2 separate regions of the Mus musculus genome follow, and region 1 is linked to region 2. A link is a loop called in an ENCODE intact Hi-C map of the cell type or tissue named here. Cell type or tissue: heart. All regions are shown on one strand. Links, peaks and the distances in the headings refer to the core of each region. The heading gives the core; the rest is flanking DNA.

Region 1 (16,104 bases), core at 2,707-10,706, 53 kb after region 2:
CAGACTTTGAGATCAGCTGGCTTACAGTTACTATAGCTCCACCAGTGGACAAGCATTTTCCAAAATCACTTTCTAGTGATGATGGCTTGGAGAAGGTGATGGTGATGCTTTTGTGTATGAAGACTAACCATTCCAAAGTGCCTTTAGAATAGATTCAATTGCTCTGCATGTTAGCATTCTGTCTAAAGGTCACCCCACAGTTACCTGGCAACAGCCCGGTAATGCTCCTTACCATACCCCCATAGAACATATCTTATACCCCTTTATCTTTTTATAAACACATCACTGAGGGCTTATAAAACCATGGCTTGTTTTGTTTTAAGTTTGTTTGTTTTTTAATTGTTTATTTGGGTAGATGGGTGGGTATCGAACTTGAGGACAATTTGTGGGGACTGGTTCTCCTTTCTACCATGTGGATTCTGGGGCTAGAACTCAGGCTTGGCAGCCAATGCCTTACATCACAGAGCCACCCCAGCAGCCTGAAGCATTTTTTCTAGACATCTGGTTCCACAGCAAAGATTTTTGCCTTCACAGTATTTAACATGGTTGTAATTAATCTTCATCCTCCCTGGTTCAGTATTTACAGGTCTGATTACTCCCTAAAATCTAGCTGTGACTGCCAAGTCGATCCTCATGATGCTTTTGCGGCCAGTCAGCGACAGTCACAGAGAGATGAGAAAATTGAGTCATCAGAGCACAGCCGTGCACACAGGGACCAGACAAAGTGAGGCTGTTCTGCTCCGTACTGGAGACAAGTACCCCTTTATTTCTACTATACTTTGTCCTTTCTTTCTTCTGTGCTTTTGGTTGATAATTATGGGGGTTTTGGTTTGGTTTGGTTTTTGGTGGATTGAACCAGGACCTCATAAGCCCAGTCTTATTATGATCTTTAAACCAATGCCCAGGGGTGAGAGTGTGGCTCAGTGGTAGCCTATGGGTGTGTTACTGTCCTAAAAGATTACTGTGGCCCTCCCTTTGACTATCAAATTACTGAGACAATGGGTCCCAAGAAATTAGACTTTCTCCAGGACTCTCATGCTGAGAGAAAAGAAAGTCCAGAGTCTTAGTGCCAGCCAGCAGGAGGATTGTCTCCCAAATCATACACTTGTGACAACCTGTCCTCGGAGACCTACCTTCAAGGGAGACTAGAGTTGGGTTGGAGAAATGGCTTAGTGGTTAAGAGCACTGACTGTTCTTCCAGAGGTCCTGAGTTCAATTCCCAGCAACCACATGGTAGCTCACAACCATCTGTAATGAGATCTGATGCCCTCTTCTGGTGTGTCTGAAGACAGTGACAGTGTATTTATATATAATAAATCTTTTAAAAAGAGAGACTGGAGTTGAGAGAGCTATGGTGGGTCGTGATGGGTGGGACCACATTTGGATCAGAAGTGCTTAGTTACCTCCTGCCTATTATGTTCTCAAAGATGGACTTGGGAGCACTGGCCACTGGACCTGTCTGTTTGTTCCTCTTATAGGATGTGGCCATTTTGAAAAGTATCCTTTTCACCATTACTCTTTACCTGGCTTATTTCATACTGATACTTATAACATACAGTATTTCATACTGCTTGTTAGGGTGACCAGGGCCCAGGCTCTGACCCCAAAACTTGTAACAGAAGGCCTTTACTTCATCCCTAGTAATTAAAAAAAAGTCTTTGAAGTAGTGTCTAACATTTTTATTTTATTTTTGAGTAGTTTATTTATTATATTCATGTGTGTGTGTGTGTGTACATACATAGATATGCCCTTGGAGGTCAGAAGAGGGCATAGTGCTAAGAACTGAACCTCTGCAAGAGCAGCTAGCACTCTCAACCACTGAGCCATGGATAGCATGTTTACAAGCAACAAGAATGTCATACGCCTAACAGAAAGAACAGAGATTGTTTCAAATCTTCATTTAGCCGTGACTTGCAGTGCCATGAACCCATGTTAAAAAAAAATCAACAGCATATATTAAGTAAAATGTATTTAAATAGAAATGCATATAGCTGATGGATAAAAGGGTTGTGACCAAAGGCCCACAGAAATCTAACTCTGTTTCCATGGTCACAGTAACCTTGTAAAACATAACTGCTGTGAAAGATGAGAGTCACCCCTGTATTGGAAGGATTCTAAGGGAGCAGTGTACAGGGCAGAACAACAAACATCAAAATCAAAGAGACAGGAGGGCCATCAACATGGCTCGCTGGCTAAAGACACGTGCTGCCAAGCCTGGTGATTGACTCCAGCACGGTACTCTTTGACATTCGCATGCACGCAGACATGTGGCATGTATGTGCCAAATGAATGACTAAATGGAGAAAATGTTTAAAAAAAAATTAAACCAAGCCAGGCGTGGTGGCACATGCCTTTAATCCCAGCACTCGGGAGGCAGAGGCAGGTAGATTTCTGAATTCGAGGCCAGCCTGGTCTACAAAGTGAGTTTCAGGACAGCCAGGGCTACACAGAGAAACCCTGTCTCGAAAAACCAAATAAATAAATAAAGTCAACCATAACAGGAGAGACTTAAAACTGACAAACATAAATGATTACATATAATGTAAAACTACATTATTTTTCCAGCCATCTCACTTGTCAGAGTATACGAGATTATTAGAGACAACAGTTTGTTGGAATATTCTAGCCATGAAGGTGATATTTGTTTTCTCTTAAATTTTTAAAATTTACTACATTTTATTTATTTGTGTGTAGGGTGCGGTAATGAGCTTGCCGGGTATATGCAGAGATCAAAGGACAACTAAAGGGAATCAGCTCTCTCCTTCCACCATGTGGTATTGGGTATTGATATATTGCTTTAAAAAGATGAATCTTATGGTTGGGTGTGACAGTGCATAACTAATCTCAGCACTCAAGAGGCCAGAGTTAGGAGGATTGTAACTTCCAGGCCAGCCTGGACTACAAAGCAAGATTGTGTTTCAAAAAGTGGAGCCGGGTAGAGAACTTTTAGGTTCCTATTTTAGGTTCCTATCTTCTTCAACGCTGGCCTTTGCAGATGCTGTCTGGTTTCTCGAGTTCATTTTGCAAACAAAGAGGTAGGAGGGCAGGGCCTCATGGCTGCTGTTTGACTTATTCCTGTTTTAACTTAGAAACCAGTAGACTCTGCTAATGGAGGGACTGGGCTAGCACGAATGTCAGCAGAACAGCTAAAAGTCAGGCTCTGCATTTCAGGAGTAGTCTAGAATCTTCCCCTTTTGGTTTTGAGTTCTCTTGGAAGCAGGGCTACTTTTCAAAGATGTGAAAAGGCAGGAAAGAAATGTCATATCCAACGGGACACAGAACCAGACACACACTAAAGATCCGAATGAAAGGCCCGTACTTGACCACAGTAGTTAATAAAGCACACCCTATCCTCAGCCTGCATGTGATGTGTGCTATGGAATCCTACCATCGTCAACATAAACAGGGAGGGTTAAATTAAAAAGCCTGGGGGGAAGCTCTGCTCGTGTGGATGGGACAGAGGCAGGATTCCCTCAGGACAATAAAGATCACAGTCAGCTAAGTCTAATGTATATTTGTGTGTGTGTGTGTGTGTGAGAGAGAGAGAGAGAGAGAGAGCCAGGAGAGCAGGCTTTTTTACTCTGTGCTGTGAGGTTGTAATCCTCTCTCTCTCTCTCTCAATTTATTTATTCATATATATACTGTAGCTGTCTTCAGACACACCAGAAGAGGGTATCAGATCTCATTACAGATGGTTGTGACCTACCATGTGGTTGCTGGGAATTGAACTCAGGACCTCTGGAAGAGCAGTCAGTGCTCTTAACCTCTGAGCCATCTACCCAACCCAATCTTCCTTCTCTTAAGGCACACCCTCGGCTGACAGCATCATTGTCATGTGTTGATTTTATGCTTAATCTGCTTCATGGCAACGTTGCATGTATTAATAGAAAACACAGTGCTGGCATTTGAAATGGGTCTACAATGACAGTCTCTAACAGCGGTCAGTAGTAACTTGGATTTGAAAAGTGAGTGACACACTTTGGGGGGACTGGAAAGATGGAGCATGAGTAGAAATCTGAAGCAATTTTGCTAAGTAAGGTTCTCAATCCTCAGAGTATTTGGGACCAACTCCCTGGCCGTGTTCTCAAATTGTTTTTAATGTTCAAATGTTATAATGTCTACAATGTTATGTTGAGTCCCTTTCCTTATTTTATTTCCACTATATGCTTCATTTCTCGTATTTATTTATTTCTCCTATTTATTTATTTATCTATTTATGCCACCCCAGCTCATTCTGAGGCTGATACTGGCTCAAAAATCAAAGTTCCCTCAGCCTCTGTTTCCCAGGTGCTCGAGTATGGGTACAGTGTCACCACACCTAGCTCCCTGCTCATTTGCCTTGTTCGTTTTACCCAGGGTGGTGGTTTGGATATGCTTATCCCAGGGAGTGGCACTATTTGGAGGTGTGGCCTTGTTGGAGGAAGGGGGTCACTGTGGGGGTAGGCGATGAGGTCCCCCTCCTTACCACATGGGAAGCCAATCTTCTCCTAGCAGCCTTCAGATGAAGATGTAGAATTCTCAGCTCCTCCTGCACCATGCCTGCCTGAACGCTGCCATGCTCCCACCTTGATGATAGTGGACTGAACCTCTGAACCTGTAAGCCAGCCCCAATTAAGTATTTTTCTTATAAGACTTGCCTTGGTCATGGTGTCTGCTCACAACAGTAAACCCTAACTAAGAGGCCATAGTTTTCGGACCACTTCAACCTCTTTTTGATTCTCAAGGAATCTATGAACTCTAGAGGCATCTAGAGATTTCGTGAAACAGGATCTATTTATCTCTAAGGTGGTTGCCATGTGCATGGTTCTACTCTAATTAATTTACCAGATTCTTTAAATATATATATATATTTTGGTTTTTTCGAGACAGGGTTTCTCTGTATAGCCCTGGCTGTCCTGGAACTCACTCTGTAGACCAGGCTGGCCTCAAACTCAGAAATCTGCCTGCCTCTGCCTCCCAAGTGTCGCTGGGATTAAAGGCATGCGCCACCACGCCCGGCTAAAAGTAATTTTTTAAAAAGTCCTGTCACAGCCGGGCGGTGGTGGCACACGCCTTTAATCTCAGCAACACTTGGGAGGCGGAGGCAGGCAGATTTCTGAGTTTGAGGCCAGCCTGGTCTACAGAGTGAGTTCCAGGACAGCCAGGGCTATACAGAGAAACCCTGTCTCGAAAAACAACAACAACAACAAAATCAACTAACTTGGCTAAGAGGTGGGAAATAGCAGAACAGAGGGTTCAAGTTCACCAACCTTCTCTGGGACCTCTGTTCCTGACAGCCACTGTCACCTTCCTACTAATAGTGATTGAAGTACCTCATACTGCCACATTGCATCTCCAGCCCATGATCCATGATCTGCATTGCCAGCACTCCCATTAGCTCTCACAGAGACTGCTGCAGTGGACATGGATGCACTACCCAGATCTCCCTTTAAGTGTGAACTTGTAGCCCTAGCTGCTGGGAGTATGATTGTTCTGCTTAGGAATGGTCTTGGCTACGGACAGTGCCCTAGACTGAAGTCATGTCCTTCCCAAAACAGACTACATTCGGTGAGCAGGTATAGGCACTTACTGCCAAGCTGGGCCACCTGTGTGTGATCCAGTCCCTCTTGATGGAAGGAGAGAACTGATTCCCACTGGTCTTGTTCTGACCATCATATGCAAGCTGTGGCATATGGGTATACATACACGCACTGTAATTGAAAAAAAAAAGTTCAAGGTCAATTTGAGTCCTGTAATATAATGCCATCTCAAAAATAAATCAATAAATGCAATTAGTGTGTGGTTTAGTTGTTCCATTTTGGATATTGTTATGACTGGAATGTGAAGTGGTTCTTCCAGGACCATTTGTGGGCTTCAACACATGGCCCTATTGCTGGTACTATTTTGAGAGGCTGTGGGCCATTTGGGGAGAAAACATAGCTGGTATAGATAGGTCCTGGCCAGGTCTTTAAGGGTTATACTCTCATCTGCTATCAGAACAGGCTGTCTGCTTCTCCACACTCCAAGATGTGAGAAGCTCTGCCTCAGTGCTCCCATGACTATGGACAGAGCTGTCCAGGAACAGCTTACCATCATGACAGATTATATTCTGAGCTGTGAATTCTGAGCTGTGGTTCTATCAGGTATTTGGTCACAGCAATCAGTATAGAGATCCATACCTTAAAAAACTAAAGTCAGATATAGACATGTATGTCTGTGTAAACTTCATTTATTTATTTATTTATTTACTCATTCATTCATTCATGCATTCATTCATTTATCTATTTATTTATTTTGGGGGAAGGGTGTGCATGCCATTGCATACTTGTGGAGGTCAAAGGGCAACTTGCAGAAGTTAGTTCTTGCTTTCCACTCTGTGGGCCCTGGAAACTGAGTTCAGGTCTTTAGGCGTCGCCTTCTCACCAGCCTCACTCCAGACATATTTATACATCCAGATGCACAGGAGCATTGTTCACATTAACCAGTCAAGAACAACCCAGATGCCTCCAGTGCATGGTGCATTGTGCATGCTACGTATACACAATGGAGTATTCTCCAGTCTTCAGAGGCAAAGGCCTATGCTACAACTTCATGAGCTTTGAGATGTACTAAGTAAGGTAAGCCAAGTAGCCTGTGATTCTTCGAGTAGTTAGGGTCACAGAGACAGACTACAGAATGGTGATTGCCAGAGCTGTTAGGGAAGGAGGAAGAGGAGCTGACCCTTAATGGGTATGAAGTTTCAGTTTGCAAAATAAAGGAATCCTAGAGATTAGTTACATGGCAATGTGACTCATACCTTATGATGCTGAACTGTATATCTAACAGTGGGGTGGTGGGGTGCAGCTGGAGAAATGGCTCAGTGGCTAAGAGCATTGGCTGCTCTTCCAGAGGACTGGGTTTGAGTCCTAGTACCCATATAGTGGCTCACCACCATCTTCTTACCCCAGTTCCAGGGAGATCTGACACTCTCTTTTGCACCAGGAGCAGACATAGTTACACAGACATACACATTCTGCTAATAACCTACCATGTTCACTACAACAGAATACATTTTTTTCTGCAGAGAGCAGAAAAAACATTCATATACATAAAACAAGACGTTTTGTGTGTGGGTGGGTGGGGCAGGATCTCTCTATGTAGTTCTGGCTTTCCTTGAACTTATGTACACTAGGCTGGACTTGAATTCATAGATATCCACCTGACTCTGTCTCCAAAGTGCTGAAAATTATGTAATTTATATATAGCATATTATGTAAGTTATATAATATTTAATATATTAATACATGTATAATATGTATAAAATAAAACATATACATTATATCATATGCAATTTATTATGTATATTTATATATGTGCGTACACACACACACACACACACACACACACGACAGCTGTGGCTGACAAAGACAATCAGAAGTCATGGGGGATGGGAGTAGGGATGGAGAAAGTGCTAGACTTCCTCACCAGCCTGAGCTGGTTATGGTTTGCTGCCTGAGGAAACAGGAAGGAAAAAGCATTTGTTGTGGCTCTAAGAGAGTAATTACAAAAGCAGGTGTTAAGCAGGAAGAACCAGAAAAACACTTCTTGAACCCCATTTAGAAGCTGGAGAGGAAAAAAAAATGCCTGGGCAGGCTCAAAGACTGAAGTTTTAGAAGTATAGCTGACAGTGGGCACAAGAAGGAAGGACTCAGTTGACCTGAGGGGACAGAAGCTGAGGAGACACTAGGATACTAGATCCTAGTCTCTCTTGAATCCCTGGTGATGCTCTGGTCTTGGCTTTGGCTCAGACACTGAAAGAGGAGCCAAGAAAACAAGCCAAGTGGAAAGCTAAGCCTTGTAGGGGCTCAGTTTCAGAGTGACCCCAGCCAACAATCAACCTGAAACTACTTTTCTCAAAGCATTACAACTGCAAGGCACTGTAGCTATAGATGCCCCTTTTGATGCACAGGTGACAATTTCCTGTCTCTCTTGTAAACTCTGCTCACCCATCCCTGTTTCCAGAGGCCCCTCAAAACTGTCTTATAGACTTAACATGAGTAGGTTGCCCCAGGTGTTGCCAAAAGAGTCTATCTGAAGTACTTTTTCTGGTCTTCTCTCATACTTTTGATTCATTATTCTTTTCTGGTTGTAGGAAAAAATTGTGTGTGTGTGTGTGTGTGTGTGTGTGTGTGTATGTGTGTATACACATAATATATATAGTGTTTACCATTTTACTCATTTTATTTTATTTTATTTTTTTTTTAAACTTTTTTTTTTTAAAGATTTATTTATTATTATATGTAAGTACACTGTAGCTGTCTTCACACACTCCAGAAGAGGGAGTCAGATCTCGTTAAGGATGGTTATGAGCCACCATGTGGTTGCTGGGATTTGAACTCTGGACCTTCAGAAGAACAGTCGGGTGCTCTTACCCACTGAGCCATCTCACCAGCCCCTCATTTTAGAACATACATTTAGTGGCATTAAGTGCATTTAACATGTTGAGTAATCATTACCAATATCCTTTTTCATGACTCAAAATAAAAGCTCGGTGCCCATTAAACAGTAATACACCGACCCTCGGTAACCTGTAATTTCCTTTCTGTCTCTCTGAATTTGCCTTTTCTACCTTGGATAAGAAGATTTTATCCCTTTTAAAGGTTGGACAATATTCCATTGCAGCATACACCACATGTTATTTATTCACTCATGTAGTGATAGACACTTGTATTGTTCCCAGCATTGAGCTCTCTTGAATAACGTTGCTATAAACATTGGTCTATAGGTAATCTGTTCGAGTCTCTGTTTTCAGTTCTTTTGAGTACACACTGAGGAGTGAAGTTGCTAGATGGTAGGATAATTCTGTTTACCATTTTGTGGAACAGCCTAACTGTTTTCTTACAGCTGTATCCTTTTACATCCCCAAGAACAATGCACACAGCCTCCAGTTTCTCAGTCTTTCCCAACATTCCAGTGTGTCTGTTTTAGTCATTGTTAGCCTGATAGCTGTGAAGTAGTATCTGATTTTTAAATATTTTATTTAGAATTTTTTAAAATGTGTATAAATGTTTTTGCATGCATGTGTATATGCACCACATATGTGTCTGGTGCTTGTGAAGTCAGAAGAGAGCTTCAGCTCCCCTGGAACTGGAGTTATGGATGGCTGTGAGCCACCACGTGGGTGCTAGGAATGGAACCCAGGTTCTCTGCAAGGTCAACGCACGCTTTTAACTGCTGAGTCATCACTCTAGCCTCTTTGTAAAATTTTTTAAAAATGATATTTCAATTTTAACGTTTCTATACATCAGCGTTTGATTGGCTGTATGTGTAGGTACTGCAGAAGTCAGAAGAGGGCATTAGATACCCTGGAACTGGAGTTACAGGGGGTTGTGAGCCACCACGTGGGTGATGGGAATTGAACCTGGGTCTTCTGCAAGAGCAGCAAGGGCCCTTAACCAATGAGCCAACCCCTAATATGTTAGGTTTTGTTAAGTTTGTGAATATTTATGTGTATTTGTGTGTGTGTATGTATTTGTGTGTGTGTGTGCGTACAACCTAAGGTGTCATGCTCATGAATGGCATCTACTTTTTTTTTTTTTTTTTTTTGAGACAGGGTTTCTCTGTGTAGCCCTGGCTGTCTTGGAACTCACTCTGTAGACCAGGCTGACCTCAAACTCACAGAGTGCTTCTGCCTCCTGAGTGCTGGGATTAAAGGTATGTGCCCCCACTCCCCTGCATGCCCTTTCCCCCATGGACAACTGACATGAATTACTTTTGAGCCAAAGTTTCTCATTGGCTTGGAGCTCACCAAACTGGATAGTTGGCCTGCAAGGCCAGGGTCCTAAACCTTATGTCAAAATAAAAATAAAAACTTAGTTGCTGAGCATGGTGGTACTCAGCTTTTAATCCAAGCACTCAGGATGCAGAGGGAGATGGATTTCTGTGCATTTGAAGGCAGCCTGCCTGGTCTATACAGTGAATTGCAGGCCAGCTAAGGCTATGCAGTTAGACCCTGTCTCAAACACACAAAATTTCAATTTTCATGAAATCAGTTTACTTATTTTTTCTTTTGTTATGATTGCTTGCAAGAAATGGTGACCTAATTTCCTAAAGATTTTATAGGTTTATAGGTTTAGATCTTCTGTTTATACTTTGTTCCAGTTTAATATATATATATATATATATATATATATATATATATATATATATATATATATATATCATATGTGTGTGTATCTATGCTGAAGAGCAATAGTTCAGTTTTATTCTTTTACATATAGATCTCAAGTTTCCCAGGACCGTTTGTTTAAAGGATGGAGCCCTCCTTACCTTATTTTCTTTTAGCTTTATGTTTTTATTCTCCCTACGAGGAATTACACAAAACGCCCTTTTCTCATGGCAGAGAAGAGCAAAAGCCAGACATCAGGCACCCTCAATCTCTTTCAAGCACACACCCCCTAAAAACCAAAGCCCTCTCAACAAAGCCCCACATCTGAAAGCTCCCATAGCCCCTTCGTGTGCCCAGCTGATGACTAAGCTCTTGGACACATAGCAGGTCTGAAATGTAGATGCGGGAGGAACTACCTATTGCTTCTTCACTGGCTGAGAGTCAGATGGGCAAGCTTCCAAAGGCTCCAGGAGGTCTCCTGCAGAAGGGCCTTCCTCTACCGGTAAGGGAGCCCCCCAAGTCACATCTATCAGTGACTTCTCTTATGGGGTCTACATCCTGGATTTTGTATCTTTTGTTGTTTGTTTGGTTTTTTTGGCAATGTTTTGAGATAAGATCTTTTATGGTCTGGGATGGAGGCAACATAGCTGTCTAATTATAGACCTTGCCTTTGTTTTGCATTTCCCAGTCTCTATTAGTCTAAAATAAATTTCTTTCTTCCATAAAAATTTTTCCGCATGGAAATGATGACATGTGAAACCAAACTGAAACAAAAAACAAAACGAAACAACAACAATGATAACAACAAAACCTTTCCAAGTTGGGCCTGGCTGCATAGGCCTGGTTCTGCCTCCTTGGGAGGGTGAGGTGAGAACCAAGTTCCCAGAAGTTTAGAACCAGCCTCTGCTCCAGAGTGAAACCTTCCACCAATGTAAGGGATCCGTAATTAGATGGCAGGGAAGATGACAGTCAGAGAGCGAATTTCCTTTTTCTATAACACAAGTCAGGTCGGTAAGATTTCCCCTCTGTGTTCTTCCTCTTCCCTCCTGAAACTCTCTCTCTACCCCCATTGTTTCATGTAAAAATCAGTTACAGTTTGTTTGTTTGTTTTTGAAACAGGGTCTCTCCATGTAGCCCCAACTGTACTGGAATTAGCTCTGTAGTCCAGGCTGGCCTCAAACTCACCTGCCTCTGTCCCCTGAGTGCTGGAATTAAAAGTATGCACCTGGCCTATGATTTTCAAGGTTAGCCTTCTTCACAGAGGCTAACCGCTGTGTGGGGCTCCTACTTTGGGATGTCTGGTCTAGACCAGCACAGAGAGTCCTCTCTTCGCAGGTCAGGAGAAAGATGCTAAGGGAAAATTTCTTCTCAGTCCAGCATTGTGCATACATATGCTCACGTGTGCATGTGCACACACACTCACACAAATACACAAGAATATCCAGTTGATATTGTATTGGCTTTCATATCCAACACAGGTTAGAGCTGAGGGGTTAGCACTTTTATCAGTATGTGTCTAGCTAGCATGCCTGAGGCTCAGGGCAGAGTTTTCAGTCTTATAAAAGTCGTCATCAGGGCCAAGGCGATGAAGTATGCAGTTGGTTGCAAAAGAACACAGAGAAGGGTTGCAGTATGTTTTCAGTTTTAATGGTAGTTGCATGGCTAGATTAGAGAATTACACTTTAAAACACATTAGAATGAGCCTGTGTGGTAGTCTGCTTGCCTTTGATCCCAGAAGTTAGGAGGCACAGGTAGGTGGATCTCTGTGGCCAACCTGGTCCTGTGATTCAGGACAGCCAGGGCTAACACAAACAAGCCCTGTCTTGAAAAACACCACACACACACACACACACACACACCACCACCACCACCAACAACAACAACAACGATAACAACTACAACAACAAAAACACTTTAAATGCTTTGTTTATTTAATGTGTGTGTGTGTGTGTGTGTGTGTGTGTGTGTGTGTGTGTGTGTGTAGGGTAGGCACACTCATGCCACAGAGCACATAAAGAGGTCAAAGGACAACTTCTATTGGTCAGTTCTCACCCTCTACCTTGTTTGAGGAAGGACCCTTCTTCTTCCTTCTTCTTCTTCTTCTTCTTCTTCTTCTTCTTCTTCTTCTTCTTCTTCTTCTTCTTCTTCTTCTTCTTCTTCTTCTTCTTCTTCTTCTTCTTTTCAATTTTTTTATTAGATATTTTCTTCATTTATATTTCAAATGCTATCTCAAAAGTCCCCTATGCCCTCCCAAGAGCCCTTCTTGATTTTACAGCTTTGCTGTGTACTCCAAGCTAGTTTTCCCACCTCTACCTCCCATGTCACTGTAGGAGTGGTAGGAGTGCTGGGATCCCAGATGTGTTCCACCACTCTCAGCTTTTTACATTCGTTCCAAGGAATTGAACTCAGGTCATCAGGATTGCCAAGTAACCCTGTTTTTCCCTGGTGGGCCATTTCTCTGGCCTAGGGAGTTACCCATAAATTGGTAGTTTATTATCATATATTGTGTTACTCAGTAAAGCAGATCATTTAAATAACATAGAATTCTAGAAAATTCTTTGAAACCCATTATACTCTGTAAAGGACTGACTCTCTTATGACCAGTCATTTGCCTACACACTTAAGAGATGTAAAACACAGATCCTGAAAAGTCTTCATACATTTTATGATAAAAAAAAAAGTACAAAGGAAATGACTAGTTAGTCCAATAAACTTCTCAGCAATGATCATTTGGAGGCAGATATTAAACAAAGTTATGATCAATGCTCTTCTTCATAATAAGTTAAATGATGGGCTTTTTTCTTCCTAGTGGTCTCCCAAGAGTTTATTTAGTCATATGTGATTAAAGTAAATTCTATATACTAATATATCATAATGTTTGGTATTAGTGTTTTGAAATTTAAGATAATGATTCTACTGAATATATTGTGCTTAATTAGTCTCCACAGTCAGGTTCACTTTGTGTGAATTAGGAAATTCCTTAACAATAGAAACAATAGTATCATTTTCCAAATGTCTCTGTGTTGGACCAATTGAAGATTTGGAAGAGAGGATGTATTTACTCTCTTAGGATGATAATGAGCAGTTTGGGGCATAGCTCAGTGGTAGGGCACATGCTTAGCATACGTGAGGACCTAGTTTTGATCCTCCTCTCAAATGAGAAATACATACAAGTTTTACAGTGGCCAATATGCCTCAGCAGATAAAAGTGTACAGTCTGTTATTTTTCCTGGTTTTGTTTATTGAGACAGGATCTTACACTGTAACCAGGTTAGACTGGAACTTTGCAGCTCAGGCTGGTCTTGAACTACAACAATCATCCTGCCGCATCCTTTCTATTGTTGTCTTTTAGGCAAAATCATGCTAACTTGCCCAGGCTCTCCTAGAACTTCATATGTAGCCTAGGGTCACCTCAAACTCAAGATTCATCTGCCTCTGCTTCCAGAGAGCTAGGATGAGAGGCACGGATCTCCACACTTAGTAGAATACATGCTTTAAGACAGTGATATTCTTTATGTTGTAGTCTTATTTTTCTCCAACAACCCGGGACAGGTTGAAGAATCAAATTAGCTATGAGAAAGGACCAAGCAAAAGAGTTAGGCCTTGAGGAGAAAATAGTCTGTCATACTGTCTTTGTTCATAGGGTCTTGAAAAGGTAGTTCACAATTGGCCAAGGAGGAATGTAAAGCCCCTCTCTTACTGCCTAACCAACTTTATTCTATTTCTTTCCTTTTATTTCTGGTCTGTCTGTTGTTGTTGTTGTTTTTCCAAGACAGGATTTTACTGTAGCCCTGGCTATTCTGGAACTCTCTCTGTAGACCATATTGGCCTTAAACTCAGAGATCTGCCTGCTTCTGTCTCCCAAGGGCTGGGATTAAAGGTGTGTGCCACCACTGCTGGCTTGGCAAGCATACCACCACTGAGCTACTACCACTGAGCTATACTACCACTGAGCTATACCACCACTGAGCTATACCACCACTGAGCTATACCACCACTGAGCTATACCACCACTGAACTATACTCCTTATTGTGCATCCTACCATATTTTTTATGAGTGTGTCACACTTTTATTTAGGGGTACAAAACTGCATAGTTGTCTCCCAAGAGGTAGGATGAAAGGTGTGTGCCACCAAACCTCACACCTGGCTGTTTTATGTGATTTTAATTTCTTTTCTTTTTATCCTGTATAGAATCCAGGCTCTCATATGTACAAGGCAAGTACTCTGCTGCTGGTCTACACTGCAGCCCGTTCTAGGTGTGCCAGTTTCTTCTTAAGGGTTACCATGCTGGACAGACAAACTCTTAACAGTTCATGGGATTTCACTGGCTTCTTCTGTCAACCCCCACAGCTCTCCATGCAACCATACACCTGGTCCCACTGTCTTTTCTGAGGAAGGGAGGAAACTCGAGTAGGACAACAGATGGGTAATCGGAGTCTAGAAACAGATAATTTGCTCCAGTGTAACCTAGCCAGTGATTGACGCTGATTAGGAGATTCTCTTAGGTGCAGAAAGAACCTCCATCTAGACCAGTGGTCCTCAACCTTCCTAATTAAAGTGACCCTTTAATACAGTTCCTTATGTTATGGTAACCTCCCCAACCACAATTTTTTTTTTCCAAGACAGGGTTTCTCTGTAGCCCTGGCTGTCCTGGAACTCACTTTGTAGACCAGGCTGGCCTCAAACTCAGAAATCCGCCTGCCTCTGCCTCCCAAGTGCTGGGATTAAAGGCGTGCGCCACCATGCCAGGCCACAAAATTATTTTTGTTGCTAGTAATTAACTGTCACTTTGCTACTGAGTGGTTTCTTCATTCCTAAGACCATTGGAAATAATGTGTTTTCCGGTGGTCATGACCCACAGGTCGAGACCCACCCAAGGCATTAGATGGTGAATGATCCCAGTCTTCTTATATTACCTGGTAAAAAGGGACTTGCTTTGGCTTTGCTGTCCCCACTCCTACCCCACCCTGTTCTCTGGCTCTCAGAGCCTTGTGTACTCTAAGGACATACTGATCTATTGAGCTGTATCCTCACCCCCAGGCTTGCTGAAGCTCACTGTTCTGAGAAAATAGCAAGGCACTCTAGTCACTCTGTCTGATACACAGTATGGATCATATCTTGGGTTGAAATCCTGAGAGCTCAACTCACTGTCTTCCTGCCTCAGCTTCCTCAGTGCTGGAATTATGAACTATTATATCTGGATTTTTTTTTTTTTTTGGTGTTTTTGAGACAGGGTTTCTCTGTGTAGTCCTGGCTGTCCTGGAACTCACTTTGTAGACCAGGCTGGCCTCGAACTCAGAAATCCGCCTGCCTCTGCCTCCCGAGTGCTGGGATTAAAGGCGTGCGCCACCACGCCCGGCTCTATATCTGGATTTGTGTCTATATTCTTTTAGGAAATAAGTGCACAGTTGGTTTTTTTTTTTTTTTTCCATTGTCTCCCAAAGATATATTTGACTTTTCCTCTATGGAACAAATAAAACCAAAGTTAAAGAACCACTGTTCTACAGTATAGTGTTCTGTTCTGGCTATCATTTTTTTTTAGAACATCCTACATGAGTACACTATGTTTGCATAATTTCGACTCCCCCTCAGCTCCTCCTGTGTCCCTTTAACTACCCCCTCTCAAATTCGTGACTTCTTATATACATATACTGAGTTCAGTTACTCTTAGCCTGATTTGCACACGTTTAGGTCTGGCCACACTTAGGATTGCGATCTTAACCCTGAAAGAAACAAAAATGAAATACAACTGGTTCTCCTCCCTCAGCAGCTGTTGACAACTTCTAGATCTTTATCTTAGGTTGGATCTTGTGACACTCATTGCTGTCTGAAGACTCTTTTTTTTTTTTTTTTTTTTTAAAGGAAGCTACTGATAAAGCATGCAGCAAGTTTTCCCCTGGAGAACGAAAGGAGTCATATCCTATGAAAGTTCAGAAACCCAGGACACAGCTGGGCAGTGGTGGCGCACGCCTTTAA
Region 2 (16,104 bases), core at 3,593-11,592:
AACACCCTTTTTTTTTTTTTCTCAAAAGACCCAAGCACCATAGTAGGTACTTCATATAGTTTGTTCTGTGATTTGTTGTTAGCTACACCATCAACATATAGAGAAAAGGCCTGTCTGTGATAGTGTAAGTGATCAAAGTCGGTATCCAAGTTTTCTCCTAACTATGGCATTAAGACACTGTCAGCTAGGACCTCACAGGAAGGATGGCAAGTGTGGGTTTTGACTGTAGAGCTTTCTGTGGGCTGTGTATAGCATGCCCCTAGGTTGGGGCCATGGAGTAACCATGCTCACACCCTAAAGAATCAGGCCAAAGCAGGCCCTGACTAACCATGTTTTCATTAGCTCTGTGCCTCAGAAATCCTGAACCAATAGTAACTCAAGGACAGCAGTCTAAGCTTCTGCCTCAGGGTGGAAGGAAGAACTATCTACTGCCCTCTTAGGAAGGCAGAGGCTACCTGCGTGCTAAGCAAGCTGCAGGAGACTACCCAGGCAGGCTGCATTCCACCTCTGGCTGAGACACCCTGTGTGGCTGTGTTTTGGCTTGTTATGGCAGCATACACTGGTCCTTCTTGTTCTGAGCAATTTCTCAGTGAGCCTGAAGTTCTAGGGGTAGGCTGTCCTCCAGCACAGGCTCCTGTGTCCCAGGCTTCAACTCCAATACACGCTCGGTGCTTTCTTGCTATTAAATTGAATCTTTCAGTGGCCACAAGTGTCACACTAGCATGGAAACAGTTTTAGGTTATCTTTGGTTTGGTTTGGTTTGAGGCAGAGCCTCTTTTTTGTAGCCCTAGCTAGCCTGGAATTTACCATATAGTGAAAGCTAGTCTCAAATTCACAACAACGCCTCTGCATTGGCCTTATGAATAATAGTATTCCATGCTGTGAGCCATCACAGGAATTTGTTAGTTTTAAATTCAGGTTAGTATATCACTACATAGCTTCTTGTGTTGGTCCTTGGTCATTTCATGTGTCTCTGTAAAGTGAAGCTGTTGGGAGCCATATTCTATGAGGTTTCACCGTCTTTGTTCCCTCTCACATGGAGTATATGATAAACGTTAAACAGGCAGGCATGAGTGGGGACATATAAACAGTGCAGGACAGGGCCAGTGAGATGCTTGAGTGTGTAAACACACTTGCCGCTAAGTCTGACAACCTGAGTATGATCTCTGGGACACACACAGTAGAAGGAAAGAACTTACTTCCAAAAATTGTTCCTTGACCTTATCACACATGCCCCCAGGCACATGCGCAAGTGCACACATACATGCGCCTATAATCAATACATGTATCTTTTAATTACTTAAAGAGCAGTTTGATGCATATTCATAGCATGTAATTCTCTGCACCGGGTAAAAGTACGTAATTGTGTACCAGCTCAGGATACACAAGACCTTAGGTTCAACCATCATCGCTAAAACTACCATTAGCTTCATCTATATAGTCTAGCATGGTAATTCATAGTATTAAGTAGGGGCTGGAGGTTAGGATGTAGCTCAGTTGCTAGAATTTTTGCCTATCACAGATGAAGCCCTGGGTTCAGTCCTCTGGTACCACATAAAACCAGGTGTGGCGATACCAGAAGGAAGCAGACATCACGAATTCATAATCTTCCTCGGCTACATAGCAAGACTGAAGCCAGACTGGGCTACATGAGATCCTGACTTTAAAAGGAAAAGGAGGAGGAGGAAGAAGAGGAAGAAGAGGAGGAGGACCACACACACAATTAGGCACAGCACAAACCCTTTTACAAAGAAGGAAACGGACAAGACAAAAAGGCTGATCTTACATCAGTTTTCTCTTTCTTCATAGACACAGTCACAGTTATTTGTTGCAAGCTAGTGTAGACTTCAGTATGTTTTTTTTCCTTTTCAAAAGGGGAATAATACATCCTAGGCAGTTAGCACAGGACTTGCCAAGGCCTTCATAGCATTTACCCCGGTAGATGTTGGTTGCTCCTGGTGCCTTCCCTTTACAACAATCTTCTAAGAAAATGAGGCACAGACAGGGTAAGTAGTTTTCCCTAGAGCAGACATCCCAGCAAACAAGTGACAGGTCCAGGATTCAAACCCAGGCAGTTCAGCTCCAGAGTCTTTGCCTTTAACCACACTTCTGAAGGTGATTAGTGACTAACCTTCCCTAATCCCCTCCCTGGTGTGCGTGCCTCTGTGAGAGTACTCGGGGCACTATGTGAGAATTTTCTGGAAAGATACACAGACATACATGCACTCATATACATCCTTACACAGACACACATTCACAGAAGCATACACACACACACACACACACACAAGCACACAAGCATACACAAACACACCCACCCCTACCCCCCCACCCCCCACCCCACCCCCACACAGCCACCCAGGGTACCTGTAAGGAGCTACTGCAGCATTCTGGAAACTATGTGTGGTTTGTAACTGACAGAACATGACCATTATCCAGACTGTAGTCATAAGATATACATGGATCCCCAAACCAGTGACTCCTGAAGGTAGGTTCAACCTCAGCTCTAAGTTACTAAGAACCACTGCTTAAGGCAAGAGTGACAGTGGCCTGGAGGAGAGAGAGGCACATTAAGCTAGCTGGGAGCATGAGGTACGGTTTCCAGGACCCCAATTCTCCCTTGGCAAAACCCTGAAGGATCAAGTTTGCAGCTGTCAGAAAGCAAAGTAGGAAACTGCCGTCTGAGATCCAGGAAAGCCGGGTGGAGATGACCCCAGCTCAGCACTGTTTTGGATTAAATTAGCAGCCCTCCAACTGCCAGCTCTATTGTCACAGTGAAACACGTTTCCAGTCCACCAGCGGAAAGTTTGCTCTCTGGCAGCCAAAAGCACTTGGAACAGGCAATGATGATCTCATAAAGCAGGAAATCTGAGCAGTTAGTCAGATGATTAACGTGTTTTTGAGCTGGAGGAGCAGAGTGTCATTTAATGAAAATATCATTGTAGACGCAGGAGTTTCCAAGCTGGGCGACAGCTTAGAAACTCATCACATCTGAAGTCCTTGCTCTGTTAATATGGAAACCGACTCTTGGTCTGTGTGTTTGGGGTTTGGTTTTGCTTTGTTTTGCTTTGTTTTGCTTTGCTTTGCTTTGCTTTGCTTTGCTTTGCTTTGTTTTGTTTTGTTTTGTTTTGTTTTGTTTTGTTTGAGAAAGGATCTCTATGCATCCCTGCTGCCCTGGAACTTGCTCTATAGACCAGGCTGGCCTGGAAGTCTCAGGAATCTGCTTGTCTCTGTCCCCAGGGTGCTGGCTGGGGTTATAGGCATGTGCACCCATCATGCCCAGATTAACTGACGCTCCCCCCCCCCCAAAAAAAGGAGATATCAGGGTTTCTGGCTCAAGGAAAGTGTAATTTTTCCACTCTATCCTCCCTCCCTTGCAAAACCCTGCAGCCTTGGGTCTCCAATATGCTCCTTAGCTCCTCCTGGGTGCCTGGTAACTCCCTTTTCTTCTTAGCTGTTTCTTTCTTTCTGTTTTAAAGACTTGCTCACTTTGAGGGTTTTGCCTGCTTGTGTTTGTGTATCATGTGCATGCCTGGTGCCTAGAAGTAGCCATGAGATAGATCCCCTAGAAGTAGAGTTACAGATGGTGAAGAGCCACCATGTGGGTGCTGGGAATCGAACCCAGGTACTCTGCAAGAATAACAAGTGCTTTTAACTGCTGAGCCATCTCTCAGTCCCTTGGTGGTTTCTTTCCAAGGGGTGTGTTCTGTTTAGTGTTGGGAACAGGGCCTGGGTTCTAACACGTACACAAACCTGGCTCTATTACTCAGCTATACCCTCAGCCGGTTTTATTGTGCCCACCCCCCTTTGGTGTGACTTTCAATTCTAGAATCAAGCAACATTTCAGTGCATAAAATTCCCCCTTTAGTTGTCTTGTTTGTGTTAGCACACCCTTCTTCCCCCATGGTTCCCACACTCAAGAGTGCTTTCAGCTCTAATCTCTGAAGAAAGGAGCAGCCAGTTAGAAAATAGGGTTAGACCTTCCTCAATCTGTATACTCACTTTAGAGTAGCTCCTACAGGTGGTTGGTAGACCTTTCTCTTGTCTAGTCATGCTTTGAGATTAAATTATTTGACAATCTGCCTATACTGACTTTCAAATAATAAAAACCAGCCATTAGCTGGGATCTCAGCAAAAAAACCAAACAAATTTTGCCTTGCGCATATGCCAAGCTTTCTGGACCTTCAAACTGCGACCAACGTCCTCAGGTTGTATGGGTCTATAGCAAGGTTCTGCTTGCAGAGGCTCTCAACTATAGCTTAGTCTTGTGCTCTCTATACCAGGCAGAGAGGATGGGAAAAGAAATAAGTCCCAAACCTGGATGCTTCTCTTGGAAGTCAGGTCAAAATTCCACACACATCTTTGACTCTGCTCTTGGTAAATTCTAGCGGAATTCTTAAGCACTGTCCTAGTATGGCTAAGGTTGAAAAATGTCCTAACAATATCATACTTCAAAATGGTCCTGCCGGGCAGTGGTGGCGCACGCACACCTTTAATCCCAGCATTTGGGAGGCAGAGGCAGGCGAATTTCTGAGTTTGAGGTCAGCCTGGTCTACAGAGTGAGTTCCAGGACAAGTCAGTGCTATACAGAGAAACCCTGTCTCGGAAAACAAACAGAAAGAAAGAAAGAAAGAAAGAAAGAAGGGAGGGAGGGAGGGAGGGAGGGAGGGAGGGAGGGAGGGAGGGAGGGAGGGAGGGAAAGAAAGGAAAAGAAAAAAAAATGGTCCTGCATAGGCCTCACCCAGAGATCTGACAGCGTCTGTTATCCCTTGCTAGCTTGTATTGTACTCTCTATATAAGCTCACATGACGGTGAGCAAAGGAACTTTCTCTCATCTTTTAAATTTTTTCATCTATAAATTGGATTTCTCTGACCAGAAGTAAAACAAAACAAAACAAAACAAAACAAAACAAAACAAAACAAAACATCCCATCCACAAAACACCGGGCCTTCAAAAGCGGTAGCTGTCACTCTGAGGTGACTGCAGTAGCAGCAGCTGTAACAGAAGGGAAGCCTTGGGGGAAACTCAGCAGGAAACCAAGAACTCCTCTTCTGCGAAAAAGGGAACTGAAACAACCCCACTGAGCCCTGCAGCAGGGCTGAGCTCCGGAGTTTGCTGTGCAGGGGCTGGCTCCGGAGGAGAGGAGGAGCCAGTCGCCTTGAGTCCCCCCACCCCCACCCCCCAGACTGGAGGGCTGGGAAGTGCTCCCTCGGGCGGCCACAGTCAGCTGACCGTGTGCACGCTCCCATTCCCCCGCCCCCCCAGCTGTCCCCAGTCCGCCCCCCTCCCCCGTCTCGTCCCCCTCCTCCACCTCTCCGCCTGGTTGTGTGACTTGTAGGGACACTAGAAATGCTGGTAGTTGCTAAAGTTCCAGCCTTCACACCCAGATCTGTGCGGCTGCTTGATGCATGGCCCTCAGAACTAGATAAAGGCAGAATGAGCTCTGCTCAGGGTCTGTATTTACAAACGTCCTCCACTAAGCCTCACAAGAACTCTCTGGAGTGTGTACAGCCGGTCTAGGCCTGCAGGACCAAGGCTCTGTCGTGACTGGGTTGTGGACACCTCAGTGACAGGGCCCTTACCTAGCAGGCATCCGGATTACAAGGCATGAGTTTTTCTGACTAACTCAGCTTCATACCAGGATGGCAAAAAGCCCCCATTCGAAAACCCCCACAGGCGTCATTGTGTGCTTGGAGGCCATCATGGAGGGCACATCAGAGCTCCCTGAAACAAAGCTAAAGGACTTTCCAGAAGGGGTGGAGGCGGCCTTTGGATATGACGTACACACTTTAAGTCCCCCATAGGTTAGTATTACATTGAGCCACCTCTTTCCACAGATCCTTTTTGTTGTTTGGTTGGGTTTTTTGTTTTTGTTTTTGTTTTTGTTTTGTTTTTTGTTGTTGTCTTTGCTTCTGAGGCTGAAGGTGAGCACAGACAGGGTCCTGAAAATAAGTGTTCTACCACTGAGTGACACCCAAAGCCCACAAGCTATTTAATGCCATTAACCAAATGAGGAGATTCCCCTGCCATGTCTCTTCTGGAGCCCCTTCCTCTCAGATAACAGGGACAGTCCGGTGTCAGAGACCATTTTGTCACTCTGGGGTTGGGTTTTGAATTACCAGCTCATTCCGGAGGCCCTATTATAATACTTGCTCTGGGTCCCAAAGGTCCCAGAGCATCTCTAGTTCCACCTTTGTACCCACATTTACTCATTTTTCTATTGGTAGCCCTCTAAGGTGGAAGGATGCCACCAGAGTGAGGGGCTGGGTTCAGATTGGAACCTCCGCACTGAATGTCTCCCCTGACCAAACCAGGGCAGGACAGCAAGACCCCATCTCGAAAACAAGACTTCCTTTCTTGAGTGTTCCTCACATAAAAGGCAGTTTTTTTTTTTAAGAAGACAAACAGGGCTCCAGCAGCTGGGTGAGAGTTGGTTAAAGGCAGACTGGTGGAGACCAAGCTCTCGTGGACAGCTACTTAATACCCTACGAAGGTAACCTTAATCCCCTATGGATCCCTTTATAGATGAGGCTCCTGAAAGGTTACTCATGCAAGTGCTCAGCGGTAGAACAAAAGCCAAGGGCCATGAGGCGACAGTGGATGGGATCTAGCTGTAGAAGGAGAGAGAACTTTCTAGATAGGGGAAACAGTATTTATAGGATCTCAGCATGCAGGGGAGGTGGGCAGGGGTTACTTGCAGGCCATTTTGCCTGCTAGGTAAATGTGCACAACAAGTCTTGAGCTGTGAGCTTCCCCAAGTCTACTTGAAACCTGAAAGAGAAACATTGCTGCCTACATGGTACCGTAGGGCTGTGCACACATTAGACAAACCCTCTGAGCTACATCCCCAGGCCAGAACTGAACACCGCAATTAATTCCTGAATTCAAATACTGCATTTTTCATTGTGTGGTGCATGCCTGTAACCCCAGTTTTGGGGATGCTGTGGCAGGAGGATTGCTGAGAGTTTGAAGCCAGCCTGATGAGAAATTTTATCCAAAAAAAAAAAAAAAAGCTAATTAACCTTGGTGTATGTTGTTTGTATTTATTTGCAATTCAAACAAATAATACTGTTTAGAAAATTAGGAAAAAACAAAGCAAAAATTCTTTTAAAGGGTTTATATCCAAATTTTTATTTAGCGAATAATATGGGTGTATTTTAATACATTTGATTTAAAAAAACAAAAACAAGTAGAGCAAACAGAGCAGCCATGGTTCTGGGGTTGGGATGTACCCCTGAGGGCATGGGGAGCTACCAGCAGAATCAGGGGAATGCTCTCTGTTACTGCCTTCCACACAGAAGGGAATCTTTCCTCAGAGCCAAGATTAGCATAACATGATAGCATTATACAATCCTATTATTCTTTGATTTCTCCATCACCAACCTGACTCAGCTTTCTAAATCTACTTAAGACCTGGGAGTGTGGGTTTTGCCAAATCTAGCCCTGCTCACTTTGAGACAGAGTCCCACTCTGCAGCCGAGGCTGACCGTAGCTAGACTTGTAGCAATCCTCCTGCCTTAGCCTCCCAAATGCTGAGATCACCTGGCCTGAGCCAAGCCCAGCTTTGCTAAATCCTTTCTTATTAAGTCCAATAAAGTTGTAGTCTAGGGAAGGACTGGAGCCCACGTGATCCAGAGAGACATTCAAACTCGGCTACTTGCCTCGTGGTGACTTTGCACAAATGACCTATCTTTTCTGAAGTTAAAAAAAAAAAAATTAAAGACATAACATGTCCCTCACAGAATTAAGGGAGGTAAACTGTACATAAAGCCCCTGCCACAGACTATGTATTTAGAAATAAGCTGTAAGCCGTTGTCAGATACACACAGCTCCTCTGGTCCCTCATCGAGTTGTCTGTCTGTAGAACACAGCAGAGGGCAGGGTGAATACTTTTCATCAATTTTCTGAAGTAAAAATTGTCCCCACTTCACAGATGAGGAAACTAAGGCTCAAAGATCAGATAAATGCTCAGTGAGCCCCGGATAGACAACTCCTAAAAGATCTAGAACTGTCTTTTTTTTTTTTTTTTTTTTTTCCTCCCACTGCTTCTATCCCTTTGGGTTCACACCATCAGTCATGGCCAGAAAGGGACCTGGTAACCAATGGCACCTTGGAGCCCTCTCCTCTGGTCTGCTGGCCTCCATCTACCTTTCCTCCCACCCCTCCCAACATCGCTATTCCACCCCCACCCCCTATGACAGCCTCTGCTTTTTCCTTGTTAAAGAGCTTGCTGGGAGACTCCGAGGGAGGGAACGCCTGTCTGGGATGCCTTCCAGAGAGCCTCCCTTCTCAGGGCGCAGATAAGTAGGTCACATCAGGATGCTGGGGGTGGGAGGGTAGGCTGCGACAGGGAGGAGGCAAAAATACTTCAGGTCACATGGAAAATGAGAGACAAAGTAACCGGGTTTTTCCTCCTTCCTGCTTTCTCAGTCTCCCAGGGGCAGCTGCCTGTAGGCCACGGCCTACAGGAAAGTGTTTCCTGTCCTGGTGACCTGGGAGGTCACCAGCAAGGCTGAGCTCAAGTGTACTGGGCTGAAAGCTTGTGTCTGCTTTGCTCTCCTACCCCACCCAGTCCCGCACATCTCCCTTCAGTCACCCTCACACGACCCAGCTCCATCTTTCCTCTTGATGGAAAAGAGAAAGGCCAGGATTGTAGGACTATACCACCTTGCTGACCTGGGAGGCTCTGGCCCGATCGATCACCTGGAGCAGCACCCTGTCCTGTCCTGTCCTGTCCTGTCCAGATCTGGGTCCCACGGGTTACCAAAACGACTATGGCAGTGCAGTCAAGTCACTGCCTTTGCAACCCTTTTCTCACCAGCTCTCCTGCCAGCGGTCTACAACCAGAGCAGTGAAAGATCCCACAGCTGGGCAGATGGCTGTGGGGACCCACAGAGGAGGCTATGCAGGGCAGCAAGACCACCGCCCCCTCATATCCTGCCCGCCTCTGTACAACTCTCCTAACTCCCCCGTTCCCTATAGTAGGTCCTGTTCCCTAGCTGAAGTGCTGGCGTCCCACTTGTAAGAAAATGCAGCTGTTGGGGAGGTCCCATCTGTGGAGGGCAGCTGTGTGCCCACCAGGACTGAAAACAGTGACCACACAACAGTGTCCTAAGTTCACATTTATGGCTTAAGACAAGGGACAAGAACAAAAGGACAAAAACCTGACCTTCAACCTGAGGAAACACGTCTGTTTCCCTAGCGTCCAACTCTACAGGGGACCAGTGTCGTCTTCTCTCCTGTGTCTAGCCTAGGGGCCTCCCCTGTCCAGCCTTGGCTGCATTTGTGAGGGGTGTTGTGCCCTCCTACCTGGCCCGTTTCCTGATATTGCTCTCCTGACCACTAAGGGATACGAAGCCCTCTGCTCCTCTGCTCTGGAGAAGGGAGGAGTGTCCCCCATCCCTTGGGTGTCTGTTCCCACATGCCCCGTGGGTGGGGAGGTCCACTCCTGCTTTCAGTCGCTCTCACTCTTGCAGAGCAACTGAGAGACAGCGCTGGGTGTCAAGAGAGAGACATCCATCTACACCTGGGTCTTTCATTATACTTAATCTCCCCAGTGGGGCAGACTTGTCAAACACACCTCATTCCCAGGCTGGAGGAATCCCAGCTATCTCTCATCAGAGTGGGTGTAAATCCCCACAGGTATGCGGGAGGCAGGTAAGTTCGGTGCCAGGATGGGGGAGCCTTGTGCTAAAACAAAAAACCGTTCAGACTTGTAAAATGTATGTCTTTTGTATTCTCCAATTCCCTGGCATCTGCTGCTGTGCAGGTCGTGGACTGGACCACTCTCTGTCTGTTGCTAAGTGGGGTTGCTTCATCCAGGGCCAGAGCAGGCTCACTTCAGCTGAGGAGAGAGGCCAATCTTGAAGTTCCCGCAACCCCCCCCCCCCACACACACACACAATTAGGCAGAGAGCTTCTGAAACCTCACTGTGCCTCAGAGTCACCAGAGAGCTGTTAAAACAGTGTCACCACTGTCACTGGGTTCTGAGACTTCCACTAATACTTGAAGTTCTGCCTTCGAGTCCTGTACATGGTTTCTTCCGTTTGTGTGTGTGTGTGTGTGTATGCTAAACATTTATCTTCTCACTTAAAGGGCACACTTTCTATGGTGTCTTTATCCATTCGGATCACAAGCACCAACCCCATTACACTTTTGTTATTGTTTCCTTTTGAAAGAGGGTCTCAAGTATGCTGGCTGGCCTCAGACCTGCTCTATGGCAAGGCTGGTCTTTGACTCCTGACCCTCCTGCTTGCCAAGTGCTGGGATGTCAGGTGTGTACCACCTCAGATGCCTTAATTTTGGTCTTGCATGTGTAGGTGGCTGAGAGAGAGTCTTGCTATTTTATACTCCAGGCTGGTCTTGAACTTTTCATTCTCCTATAAGTAAAACATGGGTCCCTTGGACATAATCACGACAACACTGTAGTAGCTGATGTGGTAACCAAGATGGTGCTTATTAAGTAGCGGTTGGGTAGGATGAGCAGAAGAGAGACACTGAACAAAGCGATGACCGACATTCCAGGTAGCACAGTGGAGGTTTCATTATGCTTCTCAGAAAGGGGCACAATTAAAGGGGCCCTATGAATTGTTAACTTCTGAAATATTCCATTTAATATTTTCAGTTCATGATTGATCTTGGGTCATAGACGCCTTGGGAAAGCAAAAATCTCCATTAGGAGGTTCAAAGCCTAGAACACATTCCCAGGGTCTCTGGGTCCACATTTCCTCCACTTCCTCCTCCTCCTCCTCCTCCTCCTCCTCCTCCTCCCCTCCTCCTCCTCCTCCTCCTCCTGTTTGTTTGTTTGTTTGTTTGTTTGTTTGAGACAGGGTCTTACTTCATAGTCCTGGCTGGCCCTGAATTTAGCAGAGATATGCCTACCTCTGTCTCCTAAGTGTTGGTATTAAAGGAGTGTAGCACTATCTGGCACCTGGCTTGACATTCCTAACAGTCTTTACATGAAAGGTTAATGCTGACCAGAGACCAGGTGTAGCAAAAGAAAACTTAGGTTTGAGTCTCAGCCTGCCACTTTGCAGCTCCTAGCACTTGTAACTAGAGCTTGCTGATCTTCAGTTCCTTAGCCATGCGGTAGAATCACCTGAGAGGAGGAAACCTAAATTGAGAAAATGCCTCCGTAAGATCGAGCAAGCCTATACTATATCTTCTTCATTAGTAATTGATGTAGGAGGACCCAACTTATTGTGGATGGTGCTATCCCTGGGCTGGTGGTCCTGGGTTCTGTAAGAAAGCAGGCTGAGCAAGTCATGAGGAGCAAGCCAGTAAGCAGCATCCCTCCATGGCCCCTGCCTCAGTTCCTGCCTCCAGGTCCAGCCTTGTTTGAGTTCTTGCCCTGTCTTTGATGAACTTCAATATGGAAGTATAAGTGAAATAAACCCTTCCTTCTCCAAATTGCTTTTGGTCATTGTGTTTCATCCTAGCAATAGAAACCATAATTAAGACAGAGCATTAGACTGCATGTGGATTTGAAAGAGCTTTTCATTGTCCATGGCAAATGGAGTATCCAGACTGCCATGTGGCTCAGATATAGAACATGTATTTCACATACACAAAGCCCTGCGTTCAACCCAAGCACCACAAAAAAAAAAAAAAAAAAAGAGTAAACAAGTCACCAAGACACTGTTTATCAAGTTGGTTTGTTTCCTACACTCAGATACCCTGCCCAGTGCTGTGGCTGATTGGAGACAGATCATATGTGAGACCTCTAAAGCCCAGTTAAGCTTCCTGCCTCTTAGTCAGGTGTGATGGTAACAAGCCTACAATACTCAGAGGCCTAGTTGGTAGGATGGCATGTTTGAAACCCTCTGAGGTAGACAGCAAGACTCTGTATCAAAACACCAAAGAGAAAGCAGGAAACCATATTCCTGGAAGGAATGTACAAGGTTCAGGTAGAGGTCCTGGAAGGAATGTAGAAAGAATAAAAACGAATTATGTCCTTCCCAACCTAACCCACTCCTCTTGTCCAGATTCCCACATGACACCCAGAGTAGCACTTAGCCAGGACACCAAATTGGGTCTTCAAAGATTGTTTCCAACCAGGGTTTTTTGTTTGTTTGTTTGTTTGTTTGCTTGTTTGTTTCAATTATAGCCAGGTAATGGTGGTGAAAGCCTTTGGCCCCAGCACCCAGGAGGCAGAAGCAGGCAGATGACTGAGATCAAGGCCAGCCTGGTCTACAGAGGGAGTTCCAGGCCAGCCAGGACAGAGAAGGCATTTTCTGAAAAACAAAACAAAATAACAACAAGAAAAGAAAATTGTGTGTGTGCTTGCATGTGAATGTGTGTGCTCATAAGGGTGGGTGCCCAAGGAAACATAGGATCCTCCATAGTCAGGTTTCCAGGTGTTTGTGAGCTGTCCCATGTAGGTGCTGGGTGCCAGAACCTGGGTCTGCCACAAAATCTGTACATGCTCTCAGGTGCTGAGTCATTTCTCCTGCTCCTCAACCAACTTTATAATAATATTTCCATGCACCTCTCCTCACTCATGCACAGCCTACAGCTCTCCACAGAGTGCTGGCACTCACTCATCCATGGTGTGTTCCTTGTTTTCCTTCCTCTAGCTCTGGCTCACAGTTCTGACCACAGAACACCCTGACTCTATTCAAAGTCATGTTCATTCTTCAAGGCTCACACAATAAAAGCCACCTTTTGTAACAATCCATCTCGAATGTTTCTATGTCAGAAGATTATGTCTAATCTTGTCTGCCTAGCTGTTTATGTTGGGTCTTCAAGGATAATCATGATTTATCCATTCATCTATCGGTCATCCCCAAAGTGACTTTTCTTTAGGTGATAGTAAAACGCTGTATTGCTGTATTAGAAGTACCAAGTATTAAGTTTGAACTAAAATCAAGGTGCCAACCACTCATGGCTTATTTCTTTCAGTACGATGTGGCCCCTCTGTAGGTGTGATGTAGAAGAAACTCAGTGGTTTGCAGACTTGTGTTGCATACTAAATAAAGTCTATATTCATTGAGCCTACTCGTGTGTGTGTGTGTGTGTGTGTGTGTGTGTGTGTGTAAAACAAGAGTTGCCTGCTACAGAGTTGGGCTCAGTTAGTAAAATGTTTGCCACACAAGCCAGAGGATCTGACTCTAGTCCCTAGAACCCTGGTAAGAAAGGCTGAGTGCAACAGTGCATGATTGTAATCCCAGTAATAGAGAGGCAGGGACAAAGTCATTCTAGACAAAGAGGTATGCTCTGGGCTCAGTGGGAGATCCAAAAATAAGGTAGAAGATCTCAGAGGAGGTTCATCAATTAAAAGCACTTGCCGCTCTTCAAAGGACCTGAATTCAGTCCCCAGCACCCCTGTGAGGCACCTCCAGCTCTAGAGGATCTGACACCTCTGGCCTCTGTGGGCATTTGCACACTCATGTACAAGCCCACAAACATATACACAGACATAGCTACACACACATATAATTTAAAATAAAAATTTTAAATTATAATAGAGAGAAACTGAGGAAGATATCCAGCATCATCCTCTGGCCTCCACATATATGTACACTAAAAGAAACTCACATACATACACACATATACATACACACATATACACACACACATGCAAAAGTTGTGCTATGTACAACTGTTAAAAAGTGGAACCACCATTGGAAAGGAGATGGCATCTTATCCACAAAATTAGTCAACTGATTATTTTCTATGGTAATCAGAGACAGAATAAATATATTTGTATGTACACCATGACCCATATTCATGGATCTACTTTTAACCCTTTTAAAACTAAATCCTTTTATTTTCTGTTCTAAGTATAATCATGTATTGGTAGAAAATTTGCAAATGAAATAAAAAGAAAAAGAGGGGAAGAAAAGAAAAGAAAAAAGAAAAGAAAAGAAGTGAGTCACCTGTAAACCCACAGTCTAGAAACAGCCGGTGAGCACGTTGGCCAGTGCTGACATGCATATTTATTATTCATAATTTCTGAAGACATTCAAGATTAAATGTCTATCCAGTTATATGTCCTTTTTTTTTCTTAATGTACAATTAGCTCTCTGGCATTTGTGGTGGGTAGTCTTGGTTGTTAACTTGACATATGTAGAAGAGGAAGCATCAACTGAGGGTTGCTTCCATCAGTTGGCCTGTGGGCATGCATGCCTGTGAGGCCTCTCCTCCTCCTCCCTTCCCCCATCCCCCTCCTCTTCTTCCTCCTCCTTCTTCTTTTAGAATTATTTATTTAATTTTTGTGTGTGAGTACACTGTCACTCTCTCCAGACACAACAAAAGAAGGCATCAGATCCCATTACAGATGGTTGTGAGCCACCATGTGGGTGCTGGGACTTGAACTCAGGACCTCCAGAAGAAAAGTCAGTGCTCTTAACCACTGAGCCATCTCCCCCAAGGCCCCCATGGGGCCTCTTCTTGAGTGATGATTAATGTGGGAGGACTCAGTCCACTATGGTCTTGGGTCAGATAAGAAAGGTAACTGAATGGGAGTCTGGAAGCAAGCCAGGAAGTCTAGTTCTTCTGTGGTTTCTGCTTCAAGCTCCTGTCGTGAGTCCCTGCTTTGGCCTTTGTCAACCACAGACTGTAGGCAATAAGCTAAAACACAGCCTTCCATCCCCAAGGTCCTTCTGTTCATGGTGTTTATCACAGCAACAGAAACCAAACTAGAACAGTCTTCATTTAAATATTCTTCAAAAAAAATTTTTAAAATATCTACTCATAGCTGCATTTAACCATTTATTTACACCTAAAAATCTCAATCAACATCCTTGAATATCTGAGTAATTATTATATTCTTAGACTGAACCTAGAACCACCCCCACTCGTTGTTTTTCTTTGTTTGTTTGTTGTTTTTTTCTTGAGGCAGGATATCTCTGTGTAGCCCTGGCTGTCCTGGAACTTGCTCTTATAGACCAGGCTGCCTTGAACTCTGAGGTCTGCCTCCCCCTGCTTCCCAAGTGCTGGGATCGAAGGTGTGCACCACTACCATCCAGCATGTTACAGTCTCTTCATGCATATTCCCAACTTGTTTCTGGAACTCCCACTTGAAAAGAGAGGAGACTCTAGTTTCTGGTTCTGCATATGAGAAGTTTGAAAGACACCACTCTGATGGGACAAGCAATAGTTATATGGCTGAAGAGTCTACATCTCTTCTTGGCTCTGGAAGAGAGGTGGGCAAACAGGGAAAGCAAACCCCTCAAGCTGGAGGGGCAGGCAGATGGACATAGGGTATCATGGCCAAGCAGAGCAGACTCTGGGGTAGTGTGGGATGGGGTAGGGCGGGGTGGGAGCTGACTGCCACAGGTGAAGCACTGGAGGCAGAGGGATGTGTCTCAGAGTCACAATGCCAGGAGCCCACTGTAGGTGAGGAAAATACTTTGTGCATTTTACCTCTAGGAGCCCCAGTAAGCGCTCAGAGTAAATGCTGTAAGAAAACCCCCGCCTGCAAGGATAATGGGAACAAAACCATCTTGAAATAACAGAGGATTTACTTCTTTAAATGTGGTCTGTTCTCAAGTGACGTTATTAACCACAGCCTAAGCTTATTATCACAGCCTAGCTGACTCAAGGAAAGAAGGTACCCACCGTAGTGCACGATGGCCATTTTGTCCCACATAAGAAGTCAGGGATGGGAGGGTTGATAAGCATTTCTAAAGATCACAGAGGTTCAGGAAGGCCCATCATCGAGGATCATCAAACCCCCCTAAAGCCTACCATACCTTACCACAACAATAACTGTCTATTTACAACATTCTTTTTGCCCGATACATTATATCTACATATTAAGAGTTTATAAAGGCACAGTTTAAAGAGATTGAACAAGACGCCAGAATCAGACATGACAGCCAGAATCAGACATGACAGGGGTATTAAACTTGTTCGACCAAGAATTTATCTGAGATGTGCTAAGGACTCTCAAGCAGACAGAGAACAAGCAAAGACTGAGTGATAGTAAAGCAGAGAGGAAGAAATCCAAGAAGGGGCTGGGGTAAGGCTCAGAGATAAAGCGCTAGCCTAACAGGTTCAAGGCCTCCGGTTTTATTCCCAGCACCAAAAAGGAAATGAAAGATGTAAGTTTAGAATACCAGGAGATAACGTCTCATTACACGAGAAAAAAAATAACACC

What was found. Peaks named below come from ENCODE experiments on the same cell type or tissue, not always from the same donor. Only the 100,000 strongest peaks of a DNase experiment are listed, where the experiment ranks them.
Region 1: a loop joins it to region 2, with 3 times the contacts of the local background. A loop is called at or near these places in 13 of 42 quality-filtered maps.

What each region holds. Positions count from the first base shown.
Region 1 is chr6:120,047,703-120,063,806 of GRCm38, reverse strand. No RefSeq gene overlaps it. Among named protein-coding and RNA genes, the nearest start is that of Wnk1, 17 kb to the right of the region's middle. In heart, for the core only: no CTCF peak of the experiment used is centred there; a DNase peak (open chromatin) is centred at 7,516.
Region 2 is chr6:120,101,613-120,117,716 of GRCm38, reverse strand. The region is part of intron 1 of Ninj2 (ninjurin 2); the gene reads right to left. Among named protein-coding and RNA genes, the nearest start is that of Ninj2, 16 kb to the right of the region's middle. In heart, for the core only: a CTCF peak has its summit at 5,183; DNase peaks (open chromatin) are centred at 5,116, 8,296 and 9,426; H3K4me3 peaks cover 1,090 bases; H3K27ac peaks cover 4,672 bases.